Regions from separate parts of the Mus musculus genome. Here all the other regions are linked to region 1. Evidence: chromatin loops called from intact Hi-C (ENCODE). Cell type or tissue: left cerebral cortex. All regions are shown on one strand. Each heading gives the region's core, and the rest is flanking DNA. Links, peaks and the distances in the headings are about the cores only.

Region 1 (5,325 bases), core at 130-5,129:
ACTCCATATTCTTTGGCTTAGTAACTCTTAAAACATTATGCCTAGAGAAGATGAGAGGGATGCGGATGGGTAATGCACAAGGCTTTAAATTCATAAAGAAAAAGTAAACCTAAAGGCTGATGGCTCAGAAGGAGCTGGAACAACAGGCATTTAGAATAGGTTGGTAAACCACATAGGGAAGATCTTCCCTCCCAGGCAAGGCTGGGAAAAAGGCCCCTTTCCTAGGCCTCTGGCTTTGCTTTGTTCAAGGTCAGCATCCCTCTTCTCCATTACCACTCAGCTCCTTCTACCAGGAGCAGCAGCATCTACAAGCTCTCTAGAATTCTGGAATGATACCACGTGAGTGACTGTTAGTCCAGTCTACAGATGAGAAAACTGAGGCCTACCAAGCAAAATGGCTTCCTCCTGCCTACCAAGCAAAATGGCTTCCTCCTGTCGACACTTGCTGAAATACTACAGTTAGGCTAACTTCTTTCACACATTATGTTTTAACTTCATCAAATTTTAGAAACATTTATGAAATGTGTGAGACCTAGTATTAAATGCTAAGGAAACTTCATGAAATGAGACAGGAGTGTGTGTGTGTGATTAAATATTGAATGTATGATACCAGTATCTCCATCATAATTTTCATTGTGCTCACTTTGCAGATGTATAAAATAAGGCTCCCAAAGCCTGGGTGACTTGTTCCAGGGATGGCTTGGAAGCCAAAGCTCACACACATATGCCCATTATACCTAGTAGCTGTCTAAACTGCATCTCGCAGACCCTATTCTTCACTGACCAGTTCAAAAGGAATGCAGACAAGGACCTGACCTCCCATCCCTGTGCTTAGCAGGACAGGAATCAGCCCTGAGACTGCAAAGGCCCAGCATCAATCAGCACAGGCTCTGTCTTCCACCTGTTCTTCACCCTGCTTCCTGTTTCTTCCTCCACGGATGCCCTCACCCCTGGAAACAGAATTTATATCTGCCTACTCAGGGCCAGGGAGGTCCCTGTAACCACCCCCACTCCCAACTTCCAATTACCGCCCCTCCCTGGTTCTACACACCTGGAATCCCTCCCTGAGTAACTTTCAGATGTGGAAATTGAGTTCTGCAAATTCCCTGGAACGGACAGGGCAGCTCTAACTGCACACACACCAGCCTTGCCTAGCTGCTCCTGACCACCCACCCTTCCAAGCTATGTGCTGCACTAGGCCAACTGGCAAAAGTGAAGAGGGTTCTGCCATTTCTGGAGTACAGACAGAAAATGGGGGTGGGGTGGGGGCACACTTACTGAATTGAGTAGGGGGCCAGAGTCACCTAGAAATGGTGTCAGGAGAAAAGGGGGATAAGGATGTCAGCTGACCTCCTAGCTCAGAAGCATAAATAAATGAGCAAGCGACTTGATTCTGGGAAGGCAGAGCCATGGTATCTTTTATTGCTCTTACCAACATTAAAACCAACCTGTAAATGAAGCAGCAACACCTCCAGCAAGCAAGAGGAAGCGCTCTGCCAGCACCCTGCTCACCTGGAAAGCGCTCTGGCCAGCACTCATTTCTGCTACCAGGAGAAATGATTACCTGTCCTGTCGCTGGTGCTCACTGCCTAAGCCTCCAAAGGAGAAACGGGTGTCTGAGAGGCCCAGGGGTCATGGAGACCGGTTAGGACCCTCCCCTGGAGCCATTTTCAGTAGAACAAGTAGAAAGGCTCAAACCTGTCCTGTAGCCCTGAGCCCTCAAGTCCCTGATGGCATGACCCAAGCCTCACCACCAAACAGTAGCAGCCCACACCTAGGGCAGACTTCCTTCCCAGGATTCCCAGAGATTCCGGCATAGAACCACCTGGTTTCCAACCTGTAAACCAGGGAGGGTTTGATCTACACATCTGGGTGGAGGATTCCAGAACAAAAAACGACCTGTCCAACATAGCAGTCACAGAGTGCACAGACTAACATGCAACAACACCTCCTTAGCAGTCATACAAACCAGACAGATTCACCCAGTTACACTCACAGGAATAACCAGATAGTCCTAAATTGTTCATCCCATGGGAGGGTCACTGGGATCAGGGCTCATACATGCAACCTGGAAGCCTCTGACCCCTCTCCATCCTTGCCCTCCATCCACTCTCTGCTTGGTGTCTCTGTATTTATCCCAGGGGAGGCATGGCAGTCAGAGGGAGAGCCTGGAGAGGAGGCTCAACCTCTCCTTGCTCTGTTCCTTCTACTGCACTTGGGCAGCACAACACCCACAAGAATGAAGAGGCACTGTCCACTCACCCAGGTTTGATCATGAAATTAGAGGGTGGGGGTGGATCCACCACAGTTGATGTCACTCAACTCCCAAGAATGATGACTCCAGGACTGCCCCAGAGAAACATCTGCCCACTCACCCAACAGCAACCAGCAGATCAATTCCTGAACAAAGCAACAAAACAAGACCCCAGTCCTGGCAAAGCCCATTTCAGCTTCTAGACTGGGTAGAGGGATTCACACCCAGTCTGCCTGACTGTTCGAGGGAAATCTGAGCTCCCTTCTGGTGCCAGAGAGGCCACTAGGACAGATTGTTTACAGAAAAATTTAAAAAGACAATTCCACACCACTGCCAATGACATTCAGCTCTTCTTGCAGCCGTTCACATTTCCAGAAATGGATTTGTAGTTTCTCTGAAACCCGACTCCCCCTCCCCCTCCATGTAACACAGCTAACCTGAGACCAGGGGCCACGGGATGTTTCTGAGGTCACCCTAGCGAAGCCCCGACTCTGACTAGGGTTGCTAGCCAAGCAACTGCTGGCTTTTTGGTGCGGGCTTCCCAGCGGTGGAAGGTAAACACGACATGCATGCCGCTTGCTCTCAAGAGGGCAGACACACTCAGAGACCTGGGCTGCCTGCTTTCTCTCCTGCTCCCGGACAACCGCCACATGCACACAAAATGGGGTACGTACACAAGCCCCCGCATGCGAGAACAGAGGGTCCGGACCCCTGCCAGGGAAAGCGCAGAGAAGGGCATGTTCTTTGGGGGAGACAGCCGGAGGTGGGGGCCGGAGAGGAAGGCAGCAAACCGGGTGGCCTGCCGCCCAGACAGACAATAATAACAAAGATGGGAATGGAGATGGAGATTTTCAAAGACGCAGTGGCTGCACCCAGCACCGAGCTCTGGCCTGGATGCATCTTCCTGCCAGGGAACGCCTGGTCCCCTGGGGCACCATAGCCATCAGTGAAAGGTTGGGGGTGGGGGGTCCTGCCTTAGGCTGGGCTTGGCAGCCGGGGCGGGAAGCCAGGTGCAGACAGTGGTGGGGATGCACTGAAGAACAGCTCTAGGCTGATGGAAGGTCTAGTGGTTCTAATTGGGATGTGGGAGGGGTGCCCTGGGGTAGATGTTAGGTGTCAGTTAAACGTCACACCACCTTGGGCAGGAGTTAGGATAACTTGGACTCCTTGCTTGCTGGAACCAAGGAGGAAAGGAAAGACATTATCATTCAACCTGTGCCTCCCACACAAGAAGTGCCAACTCGCCAATGGTAAAACGGACACAGACCCGGGAAGGCAGATGCCAGGAGCCTAAGATGTTGGGGCTGAATGCTGAAAAGGCTCCTTGGAGCCTACTGGTTCCTTCACCTCCACGACACGTTCTAACTGGCACAGGAATCCATCACTGCTTGTGCCTAAGTGGAAAGGTGCCTGTGGCTGACACGACTCAAGGATGCGAACCAGGGCCCCCAGAGGCTGTGCCCGCCCAGTGCCCCCGCACGGACAGGATGGCTTGCCCTTGCGAGCTGAAGCCTGCACGTTGCCAGTGACTCCAAAGCAGGCTCAACAACCTCCTCCCCTCCCCTTCGCCCCACAAGCCACCTCCCCCTGGAATTTCCACACCTGCTCTCAGCTTGCCCAGAAGGAAGCAGGGAACAGAAGACACCCCTGGGAGCGGGAGGTAAAGAAGGGGAGCAGCTGCCCAGACTGTAGGGGGAAGGCCCATTTTCCCGGGTCTTAGGTTATACCCATTAACCGAGCGCCTGGCCACTGCCTGCTCGGCTCGCCCCAGCCCCCAGCGGAGCACGTGCCCTACTTAGCGCAGATGTGCCCCCTAAGCGGCCCAGCCCCCTGCTCCTCCCCTCCAGATGTTCACCCTTTTCCGCGCCACGAGCGCTGCCGGGTCTGGGCAAAAACCAGCCGAAAATGCCTTTTGTATCGGACAGCGAGGGACTCGGTAGGCCGGGGATGGGTCCTGAGGGTGGAGGCACCACTTCCGTCCCTACCTCTAGGCACAGCACTGCTCAGAAAACAATGCCCACCTCGGCCAGGCGAGGCAGGACCCCACATGCCCGAGAGGGCACTTGCTGCCCGGCCTCACCCCGGACCTCCAGCACCCTCCTAGGTGCGCCGGTGAAAGCAACGAAGGGTACAGTCCCGGTCCCCCAGCACGACGGGGGCCCCGTTCCCGGAGTTCCCGGAGGCTGGCGAGGCGTCACTCCCGCGGGAGAGTGCCCTGCCCGGCTCCGGCTTTGTCCCCGCGCCCTCGGGGCGCAGCCGGGGCGGCGACGGGCTCACCTCTCATTGTCCGCGGCGGCGGCGGCTGCGCTCCGGAACCCCGGCAGGATGTGGCGGAAGCTGTGGTTGCGGTCCAGTTTGGGCTGGCTCTTGGTGCGCTTGATGGAGCCCTTGAGGCGGCGGCTGAGGAAGCCCTGCGCGCGGGGCGACAAGAGGGGGAAGGGGAGGCGGGGTTAGCGCGGCGGCGGCGGGCCGGGACCCGCACCCTCGCGGCCCACGGCGGGCCGGGCTCGGCCCCAGCAGCTCGCGGCCCGCGCCGCCGCCCGCCCGCCGACCGAGCGCCGACGGCCCGGCCCGCGCAGCGCGGCCCAGCCCACCCCGCGCCGCCCGCCGGCCGGCCCAGCCCGCCACGTCGCCCCCGCCCCTAAGCCGCCGTTGCCATGGCGACAGAGCCGAGTGCCTCCGACCGTGGCCGAGGATGCCCGAGCCCCCCCCTCCGCCCCCGGCGCTGAGAGGGAAGGGCGGCAAGGCTGGGGGGTGGGGGCGGGTTGAGTGGCTTGCGCCACCAACAGCCCCTCACCTCACCTTCCTCTGCAACCAGGCCACACCCCCCAACCTCCAGGAGGATTCCTCACACCCCGCCCCGTCGGGGGGACTGACAGGAGCGGTTACTCAGATGAAGGAAAGAAACTAAGGCTGGGAGAGCAGGTCCTCCAAACGGCCAGCGCGCCTACTAGCACTCTGGCCATCTAGACCCCCTAAGGCGGACAGGCAATGGCTGGATGTCAGGATGGAGGCTGAAACGCTTGGATCCCCCCCCCCAAAAAAAACAATCCCCATAGGTACAGGATCCT
Region 2 (5,325 bases), core at 145-5,144, 72 kb before region 1:
GAAAATTCAGATACAACTGTAGACAGAGGAGCCAACTTGCAATTTCTACCAAGTGTCTCTGTAAGGACGTAGAATGTTCCTGATCTTGGCCAGTTAATGCCATTTCCCAAGGTTGCCAGGATGGAGCAGGGATGGAGCAAGGGAGGAGCCTGGATGTCAGGTCAGACAGTGAAGACACATTCAGAAACAACGCTGGGGTACATCAGTAGGCTAGGATACTGCTTGAAGAGGCCCCCAGGGACCACACCTGCAACTGTGGGGTAACCCTGAGGAATGAACTCTATCTCCAACAACAGGAAGCATCAGTCCCATGGGGACGGTGGGGAGGACCTTGTTGAGGGCCCAGTGTTAAGTGAAACTCAGCACTGGAAAGGCACCCTTCCCAGCCATCTCTGCACAGCCATCACTGCACGACCCAGTCAGCTAAGAAATGCTCCAGCTGCCGAACCCACAGGACACTCTGACAGAAGCCCTGCTTTTATGGCCTCTGTGTGCTGCCTCTCAGGCTGCTAAGTTACAAAGAGGGCAAAACTACAACTAAAACCAGCACCTCCATGAGTGGAGAAAGAAAAGGTGAAACACTGACAAGGAGCCTCACCAACCAGGAAAGACAGCCAGGCCACGGGCAGCGCGCCTCCAAATGTGTGTCTCTCCAAAGACTCAATATGCCCTGTGCAAGACAGCCAGAAACTGGTCCTAAAGACACACCAGATACACCCAGCTTTGTCTCCATTTGTTACTGATGTTGCTTTAACAAGGAGCCAGGAGTGTGACTGATCGTATTTCTCCTGTCATCACAGAAAAGACCAGAAAAGGCTATGGAAAGTTCCAGATTAGACAAGGTTAAAGAGACATGGCAACTGAATGCAATCCCTGACCTTAGACTTGGGTGTTGGGGGGAAAGAATATAGAAGGACATAACAGGGTCAACCGAGGAAACTAAAAACCAAGCTGAGAGCTGGAAACAGCACCAAGGTTTAACTGGGAGCGCCGGAAGCAGGGAAGGATCAGGGGAAGGAGCCGTGGTATGTAACTAGCCTTCAAGGAATTCAGGAGGAGTGTGTGTGTGTGTGTGTGTGTGTGTGTGTGTGTGTGTGTGTGTATGTGTGTGTGTGTGTGTGTGTGTGTGTGTGTGTGTGAGAGAGAGAGAGAGAGAGAGAGAGAGAGAGAGAGAGAGAGAGAGAGAGAATAATGATAAAACAGACAGGGTTAAACGTTCATGGCATTTTGGGGAAAAAAGCCACACAGTGTTCCTTGTTGTTGATTTCAACAGCTAATCTGTAAGTGTGAAATTATTACCAAAGCGAATGTCCAAAGAAACACAAAATCATTCAGAATTCAAGGTGTGAAAGTTTAAACCATCTGCAAGTCTAATCATTAAAAATAATAATAAAGTAACAGTGAAAGGTGATATTTGTAGAGAACTGTGTCCACAGTCTACTGACACGTGGAAAGAGCAAACCTGTTAGTGCAATACCAAGAGCGCATCTAATCAACATCGGCTACTCAGGAGGACTCCAGGCAGGGGCATCTTGAATGTGGTACTAGCCTGGGCATCATTTCAATTAGGATTTTTGTTGTTGGTGGTGATGGTTTTGTTGCTCTGGTTTTTGTTTTGTTTGGTTTGGTTTTGTTTGGTTTGGTTTTGTTTGGTTTTGTTTGGTTTGGTTTGGTTTGGTTTGGTTTGGTTTGGTTTGAGCTAGGGTTTGGTCATGTGAACCTGGCTGACATGCAGGGGTTTGTTGTGTATGCTCTGTAGACCACTAGGCTAGCTTCAAATGTGCAGGGATCCTTCTTGTCTGTCTCTACCTCCCGAGTACTGGGATTGCAGGCATGCCCAAACATGCTTTGCAAAACAAACCAATGAGCATATAAATGGGGGTGGGGGTGGGTGGGAGGGGAGGGGTGGGAGGGTGTAGCGAGGGGGTGGAGGGGAGGTGGTGGAGGACCTGGAGCAAATGCTCAGTGGTTAAGGGCAGGGACTGACCCACAGCACCCATTATCAGGTAGGTCACAGCTGCTTGTAACTCCAGCCCCAGGGCTTCTGTGCCATTTCCTGAACTCCAAGTGCATCTTTGTGCACATGTACAAAACACATAGGTATACATACATACATACATACATACATATATACATACACACAAAAACATAGACACACACATATACATACACATAACTATAGACACACATACATATATATATATACACATAGACACACACATACACAGAGACACATAAATATATGCGTAATTTAAATTTAAAACCAAACCCAAAACTATTGCTAGAGAGATGGCTCAGTAGTTAAGAGACTGGCTGTTCTTTCAGAGAACCTTGGTTTGATTCCCAGCATTACATGACAGCTCAAAACCATGTGTAACTCCTGTTCCCAGGGACCCACACCCTCCTCTGACCTCTGTGGGCACTAAGCATGTATGTGGTACACATATATACATGCAGGCACTCACCCACACTCATATTTTGTTTTTAAAAATAAACATTAAGGATCTTTTTAAAATTGATTAGTACATATCATGGTTCTAATTTTGCCTTTACAATACTAGTCTGGGCTATGCACAGCAGCGCACATCTGAAATTCAAGAACTTGGGAAAAAGGAGTTGGGGGATCTCAAGTTTGAGGTCAGCCTTAGCTGCATGCATAGTGAGACTTTGTCTTGAAATAATAAAATGGAAATTAGGTTGTATGGGCAAGAGCAAAGCTATCTTGATGGCTGTAAACAATAGATTTGTCTATACTGAGAGGGCTTTGTAGGCAGTGGACCCCTTTCAACATGACTTCATCCTGCTTAGTATTTGATTGTTTTAAAAGTTTTAAATTATGTGTAGAAGTAAGTATCTGTGTGCAAGTATGCGCACATGAGAGCAGTACTCATGGGGGCCAGAAGAGGGCAGCAGAGTCCCTGGAGCTGGAGTTTACAGGTGGTTGTGAGCCTCCTGGTATATGTGCTTAAATTGAACTTAAGTCCTTTGCCAGAGCAGTGTGTGCTTTTAAGCCCTCCAGCCCCCAACTTCTATTTTGTTTTTGTTTTTTTATTTTTAAAGCTGGTTTTAGGAAAATACATGAGATTTCAACATCGGCAAGGTGAGTTACAAGTCTCCGGAATCTGTATCCTGCTTTTCCTTGGCCTTGAATTCCTTTGGTGTAAGTTCTGAAACGATAACACTCTGTGATCTTTGTCCTGCAGAATAAATGGTGTCTGCTGGAGTGCCCTGGAGACAGACTGACTTTGCATCTATTTGTAAGATTTGTTTTATTGAAATTACCAATTGTCTGTACGCACAGCTCTTTGAATTCTCCTCTGAATTGGCTGTGACAACTGACTGGATTCTTCATTAATTAGTGAATTAAAAAAAAACACTAAACATATGTTCATCTTATATTTGTGTGTAAGTCTTGGTTGTCAAAAAAAAAAAAGTCTGCTTTCACACAATTGCTACTTTCTGTCATGAAAGGGTAAAAGCTGTAAACATTTTGTAAGAGACCTTTCTGAGACTGAGGCCTTCTCCCTCCAGACTCGAAGAGTGTGGAGTCCCCTGACCTCATGGGTCTCTCTGTGGGCAAAGCCAATCTTCACACATCAGCAATGTGTGGGCTCCCCCTATAACTGCAGGGCCCCTCTCTAGCCCTCAGGGCCTCGGTGCCAACCTTTTGGCTGGTGGGAAGGACAGGCAGAAGGGCAGACCTTGGTCCCCAGAGAATCAGGTGATTTGAGTAGCTGGACCTTTGAAGGGCTGTTTGTCTTCTTATTTCAAGACACTCAGAAATAAATGACAACCAGGAGTCACAAAGATAGCAGTCAATTCTAAACATGGATGTGGAAGACATGACCATCTTCCTATGAATTCAGCAGACAGTGTAATATAGCCATAGCTCAGGATTTCGGTGTGCCGCAGACCAGCAGACAACCCACCTTGGTCACAGGTCTGGTAACTACTCAATCCAGACAGTGTGATGCTCACTGGGTTGGTCAGGTTTGAGAAGCCCTGTATGCCCACCTCTCTCCCGCCGACACCAACCACGCCTTCCCTCCTGCCAGCTGCTGGGGAAAGCAGCATCTGTCTTGTATCTTTATTTTGTATTCTGCCACTTCCCTAAGCAAAGACCATTTGGGGGATGGGAAATTTTAAGAAAATCCCATTTTGTTTTGTTTTCTTGCCCGTGTCCCTCGGGAAGTACAATGAGCTTCTTTTCTGCCGTTTCTTCACCACCTCTTACTTCCTTCCCCATTAAGGAAGTGATGGGGGGGGGGGTCTAATGCTTCGCTTTTAGAGATTGTACTGACTTTTTTCAGTGCAAGGCAAGCCCTCTACCACTGAGCTCCAGGTATTTTTTAATTGGATTTTCATCATAAACACAAAAACATGTTGAGGGAAAAAAATGTAGAGCGCATACGTAAGCCAAGAGGACCACACTCAGCATCCCTAGGTCAGCATCTGATCCACATCTTGGCATTTCTCTCTTTGATGATCCCAAGTGTGACTTTAGGTTTTATTGTGAAATTATTCTTCTTAAAGATCTTATTTTAAGCCATGTGCTTAAAAGTGTTTGCGAGCTGCTCGATGTGGGTGCTAGGAACCAAATCGAGGTCCCCTGCAAGGGCAGGATGCACAGTTAACCATGGAGCCGTCTGTCTCTCCCGTCCTTGGAAATGCTCCTCGATCCTCCTATAGTCCTATAAAGACCACTTGTTTGTTCCTCAAATGCAGTCCTCCCTGAAGACGTCCCTGCAGTACAGGCACTACCTTCTTCATTTTACAGCAAGGAAACTAAGAATGGAGCGCTTTTCCATGATGCTAAGACCATGTTGCCAATCAATAGCCATTAAGGCTCAAAGCCCACTCTCATGCATGTCCAAACTCAAGCTCTAACCTACCAATTACCATTTCCCAACCCAGGTGTTATTGTGAACATGGTCTAAAACGCTAAACCAGAATCCTCCTGGACATATAATTCCGTTATCAGCGTTTACACTTAATACATTATTTACATCTTTCAATGTCATTTATTATTCTTCTACAAATTTAATGGCTGCACAGCGTTTCATTATATTGGGTATGTTTTATTTATTTTTAAATGGCTCCTCCGTATCCAAACGAGAAATAAAACTGGCTGTAAAATATTCAAACAGCACAAAGGAAGAAGAGAAAGCAGAACACTGACGTTTCCCTTCCCTCTCCCCGGAGCAAACTGCCACTGACGGTGGGGCACGTTGGCCTGTGGTGGGATTCATTGGCTGTTCTTTAAAAGAATGGGGGCACACTGATTGAGAGCCCACTCTTCACTCAGAAGGGCTCAGCAACGTCATT
Region 3 (5,325 bases), core at 241-5,240, 51 kb before region 1:
CGCAGAGCTAACGGCTATAACGGCTGGGGAGTGAACATCCAGAGAGAGCCCCACTACAAGCTGATTGGCCCACAGGTGTAGGGCCTCCAACCTAGCAGATATACCATCTAACCCAGGCAACAGGCACCTGATCAAGCTGGCTGACAGCTTCCCAGAGCAGGGAGTGCAGGCTAGAGAGCTCCCGGCCCAGGTCTATGTAGCCCTCGAAGCCTGCTGTGTTGGAAAGGGTCTCGGGGTTGGAGATCTCCAACAGGAAGCGCTGCATGTTGGTCCACTCGTGCTCCAGGAACTGGTTCATGAAGGACATGTATTCTTCCTTGCTGCCAAACCTGGACAGAAAAGGGTGGCCAAGGTGAGGCCCTTACCTGAGTCAGATCTCATCTCCTTCCTCACCATGGCTGCTGCCAAGCAAGGTTCGGAGTCACTAGGGCCTTCTTCTCAAGGCCAAGACCACTCTACCCTCTTCAGAACGGAAGTCACTAGAGTTTTCCGTGTTTCCTCTAACACTGCCCATTATGGGCTCCTGCCTCTTCTCCTCCAGATTTGCAAGCCAAGCACAGAGGTCAATTTCAGATCCACACTTGGCTCAGGGTTTTAGTCATCAGGAACACCCCCAAGACCAGTGCCCTCCTCCGGATTCCCCTTTCTCAGGGAAGAGACCATCATCCACTGGACAAGTCAGAGGTCTGGCAGTGCTGTCAGCTCCCCTTCGGCCTGCTGACCTGATCTTCTAGTCACCTACTATCTGTCCCTAGGCCACTGCCTCCCCTCCCCCATGCCTATCATTTTTAACTGAAACCTGGCTATAGCCTCCCTCAGTCTCTCTTATCAGCCATACCATGTTCAGTGGAGATCCTTTTCAGGATCCAGAAGAGGTAAGGGCCATGTTGTGTGGTCCATCTCTGCACCATGTGGCCTTCAGGTTCCTGTGGCCCCCATGGGTTACTTCTCATCTCTCCTAGACTCCTTTGGTACCAGGCCCTTGCCATCATGCCAGCCTCTGTTCCTTATCTGAGCTAGATGATTGGCCTTCCTGTTTTTTCTCCCCACAAGCCTTTGCTCCCCTGAGACTCTGTCATTCGTCTTGGTCCCACCCTTTTCTCTACTGGACTTGCCTCATGCCTGATCATGTCTACAGTCAGGGCCCAGCTCAGACAGACCTGGGCAAGGGCTCAATCCAACTATGAATTAATTATAAGACTACCCAGCCCTGCCACTTTAATCTACTCTGTCTATAATGGCAGCCAAGGGGTTCAGAGAGATGGCTCAGTGGTTGAGAGCACTTGCTGCTCTTGCAGAAGACCCAGATTCAATTTCCAGCATCCACATGGTACTTCACAGCCATCCCTAATGTACTTTCTGTGCGTCTGATGCCCTCTTCTGACCTCTGTGGGCACCAAGCACTCATGTGTTATACAGACAGACATGCAGGCAAAAACTCACACATAAAATGATTAAATCTTAAACAAACAAACAAACAAACAAACAAAACTTCTACAAAACCACCAGAAGTGCTTTACAGGCAATCATTTTGGCAGCATTAACCCAAGTGCCCAGCTACTCAGGAAATCAGCCATTCATTGCAAAGTGGAGCTTGGTGCTAAAAGACATACGAGAATCCTTATGGCATATTATGATAATATGTTAATTCAAAAAAGCAGAAGGAAAAAATATCTTCTCTTCCCACCTCTGAAACCCAAAGAAGCATACCAAACGGCACTGCACCACTGGGAGGGTGGCTGTGGGGGAGGGTTTATTCTGAGGTAAGTGGCGGGGGAGAGACTAAGGGGGACAGAAACAAAACCAAGGCCTACTTCACTAGTCCAGGCCAAGGTCACACATGCACCAAGTTTCTGTCCCTGTGTACTTCAATCCCATGGGACACAACACTCACTTGGCAAAGTTGGCCAGGTTCTGGGTGACTTTGGCAATGAGCGTGAGGGTGCGAGCCGTGCGGTCGTCAGGATACTCCTGAAGCAGGTTGAAGAGCGAGGGTGACATGATGGCAGGGCACAGGAAGCGAAGGAAGAGGGAGGCGCTGATGAGCCGTTCACTGATATCTGGCCGGCCTCGGCTGCTACACTCCTGCCGCCATGAGGCGAACACCTCCTTAAGCTCCCGTGGGAAGACGCTGCATAGGAACAAAGATGGGCCTGGGGGTCAGATCTGTTTGAGTCACATGGAACCCTGAGTTCCAACCACAGCTCTATGTTGATGGTGGAATGAGCTCAGGGCTCTGCAGCCACGAAATCTCAGACATTTAAGGAAACAGCCAGCCAGGGTGGGCAGAGAGGCTGCTCAGCAGACAGGGTAGACTCTCAGTGAAGGGTCCAAGTGTGCTGAGCGTGGAGGCGGGTGGAACTGGCTCCATGCCAATATAAATAGCAAGAATGCCACTACAATCGCGCTCGTCCTCCCAAGGGGAGCACCTCTTTCTGCTCCAACAATAGGCTTCTGGGTCTAGAGGCATGAAGAAAGCCACAGGGCAGGCAGATCGCTGTTCCTTGGGCTCCTATTTCTGGCTATCAAGACTCATCCCTCTGCCTGAATGATGTCATAGGAATCTGGGTTTCCCACAGAGCTCATGATGACTGGACAGGGAGTCTCCCCAGCTAGCGAGAACACAGTCTGTCATGAACTAGCTGGGGAGAGAAACAAACTTTCCTGGGGTGACAGTTAAGAAGGCACTAGCACAGAGTTCTTGGCTCCATTGAATACCCACTTTAGGTGAGTTTCCTACCTTTTCACCCCAGGGCATACCAGACCCCAGTGCTCCTTGGACCTAGTCTACTACCGACTCTGTCCTGAGCCCAGCAGACAGGACGTGGGGCAATAAATGAGGCAGAGTCAGCAAGGCTGCCTAGTGAAATGGGGGTAGGCAGTCTACTGCCAGGTGATGTCTACTGATGGTCTTGTCCAGAAGAGAAGTCTCTTCTAGATGACAGAAAGAAGAGACTCCTATCACAGAAGGTCTTCCAATGGAATGGAGAGCAAAGGTTGAGAATGCAGCTTAGTGGGGAGATGACAGTGTGTTCCGAGGGTGCTCAAGGCTCTACAATTGTCCCCTTACCCCAGAGAAGCATCGCATGCAAAACAAGCTGAGGGACCAGGACAAGTGGGCACTACCACAAGCACTGGCCACACTGACCCCTTCCTAAGGTCACGGTTTACCCAGGAGGCCTGCCTTTGCCTATCTGTTGGGAAAGGCAAGCACTTCCTGTGGCACCTCTGAGCTAGTGCTTCTGACTGCAAGGGTATGGACGATTAGGTTACATGTAGGGCCAGACTATGTAAGATCAAAGGAGACGACACGGGAGAAAGAACCAGACAAATGTGGAGATATGGCTTTGGAGTGGCTTGGGCAGGACGAGCATAGCTCTGAGCTGAGATGATGGTACAGGCACCTAAGTAGCTTCTCTCATGTGGATACAAACTCAGCACTGTGGCTGGCAGCAAGGCCTACAAGGTCAGTCCCATGTGTGCTAAGCACAACCAGGGTTAGCACCAGGCCAGCAAGGCGTCATAAATGCAGCAGGTGCCTAGGAAACCGGCCTTAAGAGAAGCTTCCCAGGAACGAATTCCAGCCCCATTTGTAGCCCCAAACAAGTAACTCATTTCTACTGTAATACTACCCCTTTCTTCTCTGCTCTGTTTCAGTCAGAGGACTAGCTAGTGCTCCCTCAGTTGATACAAGGGTAATAATCGTCAGGGACAGGCAGATGAGGAGCCACTGGAGCAGTGCCAGGACACCAGGGCTCTAGCTCCATGTTGCACCGGCGCACTGACATTCGCCTCTGCGTGTGCAGGGTGCTCACCAGTTGTAGGTAGAGAAACAGCCATTTCCAGGTTTTACACTCTCTCTCTCTCTCTCTCTCTCTCTCTCTCTCTCTCTCTCTCTCACACACACACACACACACACACACACACACACACACACACACCTTACAGGTATTCTTGAGTGCTTTCCTATATTTAAGAACTCAAAAAGGGGCGTGACAGGAACCTGGCCGTCCAACAACCCAGTGGAATCAGATGCTGGCACCCAGGGCAGGAGTGGGGGCATTCAGACAAAAAAAGATAGTCAAGATGAATGGAAGGGAGGGATTAGGCCAAAAAAGGAGCACACAGCTCCCAACAGGTGGCACTAACCAGTAGGAGTTGATGATCTTGCAGAAGGCCAGCTCACAGCACATCTTGAGGTTGCCCTGGTGCTCAGGGAGGTCAGCGGATGAGCACTTGCTTGGGTCCACTTCACAATTTTCATCTGACTCATACAGAGCTTTGATGAACTCACCTGTGGGCGGGCGGGTGAGCATGGAGAAAGCAGTGAGGGTCTGATGAGCACCGCCCAGCCCTTGCCACCTGCTGGCCCTGTAATGTCCCCACTACCTAGTGCGTCCTGCAGGTACTTCTGGCCCACAAGTTTGAGGTATTCCTCGATGGCCTTGGTGGCCAGTGTGTTCTCCCGGAAGATGAGGTGCTCATTGTCCCCACAGCGGTCCACCTCTGACATCATCAGGTCTGTTAGAAAGTCCTAGGGAGGCAGAAAGGGAGCAGAGTGGAACTGAACTGAGCTGAGCTGGCAGAACCATCACTGTCCTTGGCTGCTGGACAGCCCAGCTGACCATGGGAAGACACTGGCAGAGGAGCTGAGCTGTACCTTGCCTCTGGCTGTGGTATCTGACAGGATGAGAGCTCCCTTCCTCTCAAGCCCAAAGTCTACAGGGCAGGAGACGATGCCCAGCAATCTAGCATGGGCCAGGGTTTCTGGAGTTCTCAAAACTCATTTCAATGTGCCCAACTTTTGAAGATCTTTTGAAATACAGAATTAAGACCTTAATCCAGGAGGCCAGATGACCAACAAAAGGAAGGGCTGAGAGATAGGTGGGTCCAAGAGGAAGCTATGGTTGACAACCCCCACCCCCACCCCACGCACATCTTGGAAATACAATCAGAGGTAAGGACCCATCCCTGCTGAAGCAGCACCATGACTTCTATCCAAAGCCACCATCTTCCTGAAGTTCTGTAACAGCTCTGGACCTCAGCACTGGGGTAAGACATGAATCCTAAGAGGTGGGCAGCAGAAGAGAGAAAGCAAGGCACAGAGCAGATAGACAACCTGCCCAAGGCCCCACAACCATCTGGGGTCACGTTCTGCATCCAAGATCACAGAAAGTTCACTGAGAGGGGAGTCCTAGGATGGGAACTGGAAAAGCACACAGCTTAGACAAGCAGGACCTAAGAGCGAGCAAGAGGTGTCAGGACTCAGGTCTGGGGCCCTCGGAGTGCAGCTACATTGGGAGGGCAGTGTCTCACAAACAAATA

What was found. Hi-C counts contacts between places; a loop is a spot of excess contacts. Peaks named below come from ENCODE experiments on the same cell type or tissue, not always from the same donor. Only the 100,000 strongest peaks of a DNase experiment are listed, where the experiment ranks them.
Region 2: it touches region 1 in a loop (2.7-fold over the local background); 18 of 42 quality-filtered maps call a loop at or near these places.
Region 3: it touches region 1 in a loop (2.2-fold over the local background); 17 of 42 quality-filtered maps call a loop at or near these places.

The regions. Positions count from the first base shown.
Region 1 is chr2:35,660,832-35,666,156 of GRCm38, reverse strand. Dab2ip (disabled 2 interacting protein) reads right to left here. Exons shown (of 16, transcript NM_001114124.2): 3 at 4,532-4,665. Among named protein-coding and RNA genes, the nearest start is that of Dab2ip, 42 kb to the right of the region's middle. In left cerebral cortex, for the core only: a CTCF peak has its summit at 2,781; DNase peaks (open chromatin) are centred at 3,809, 4,019, 4,605, 4,964 and 3 more places; H3K4me3 peaks cover 3,144 bases; H3K27ac peaks cover 2,556 bases.
Region 2 is chr2:35,732,781-35,738,105 of GRCm38, reverse strand. No RefSeq gene overlaps it. Among named protein-coding and RNA genes, the nearest start is that of 9030204H09Rik, 84 kb to the left of the region's middle. In left cerebral cortex, for the core only: a CTCF peak has its summit at 2,896 (motif pointing right); no DNase peak of the experiment used is centred there.
Region 3 is chr2:35,712,075-35,717,399 of GRCm38, reverse strand. Dab2ip (disabled 2 interacting protein) reads right to left here. Exons shown (of 16, transcript NM_001114124.2): 7 at 4,390-4,534; 8 at 4,150-4,294; 9 at 1,895-2,131; 10 at 128-329. Among named protein-coding and RNA genes, the nearest start is that of Dab2ip, 93 kb to the right of the region's middle. In left cerebral cortex, for the core only: no CTCF peak of the experiment used is centred there; DNase peaks (open chromatin) are centred at 1,707, 1,986, 2,320 and 2,513; H3K27ac peaks cover 1,444 bases.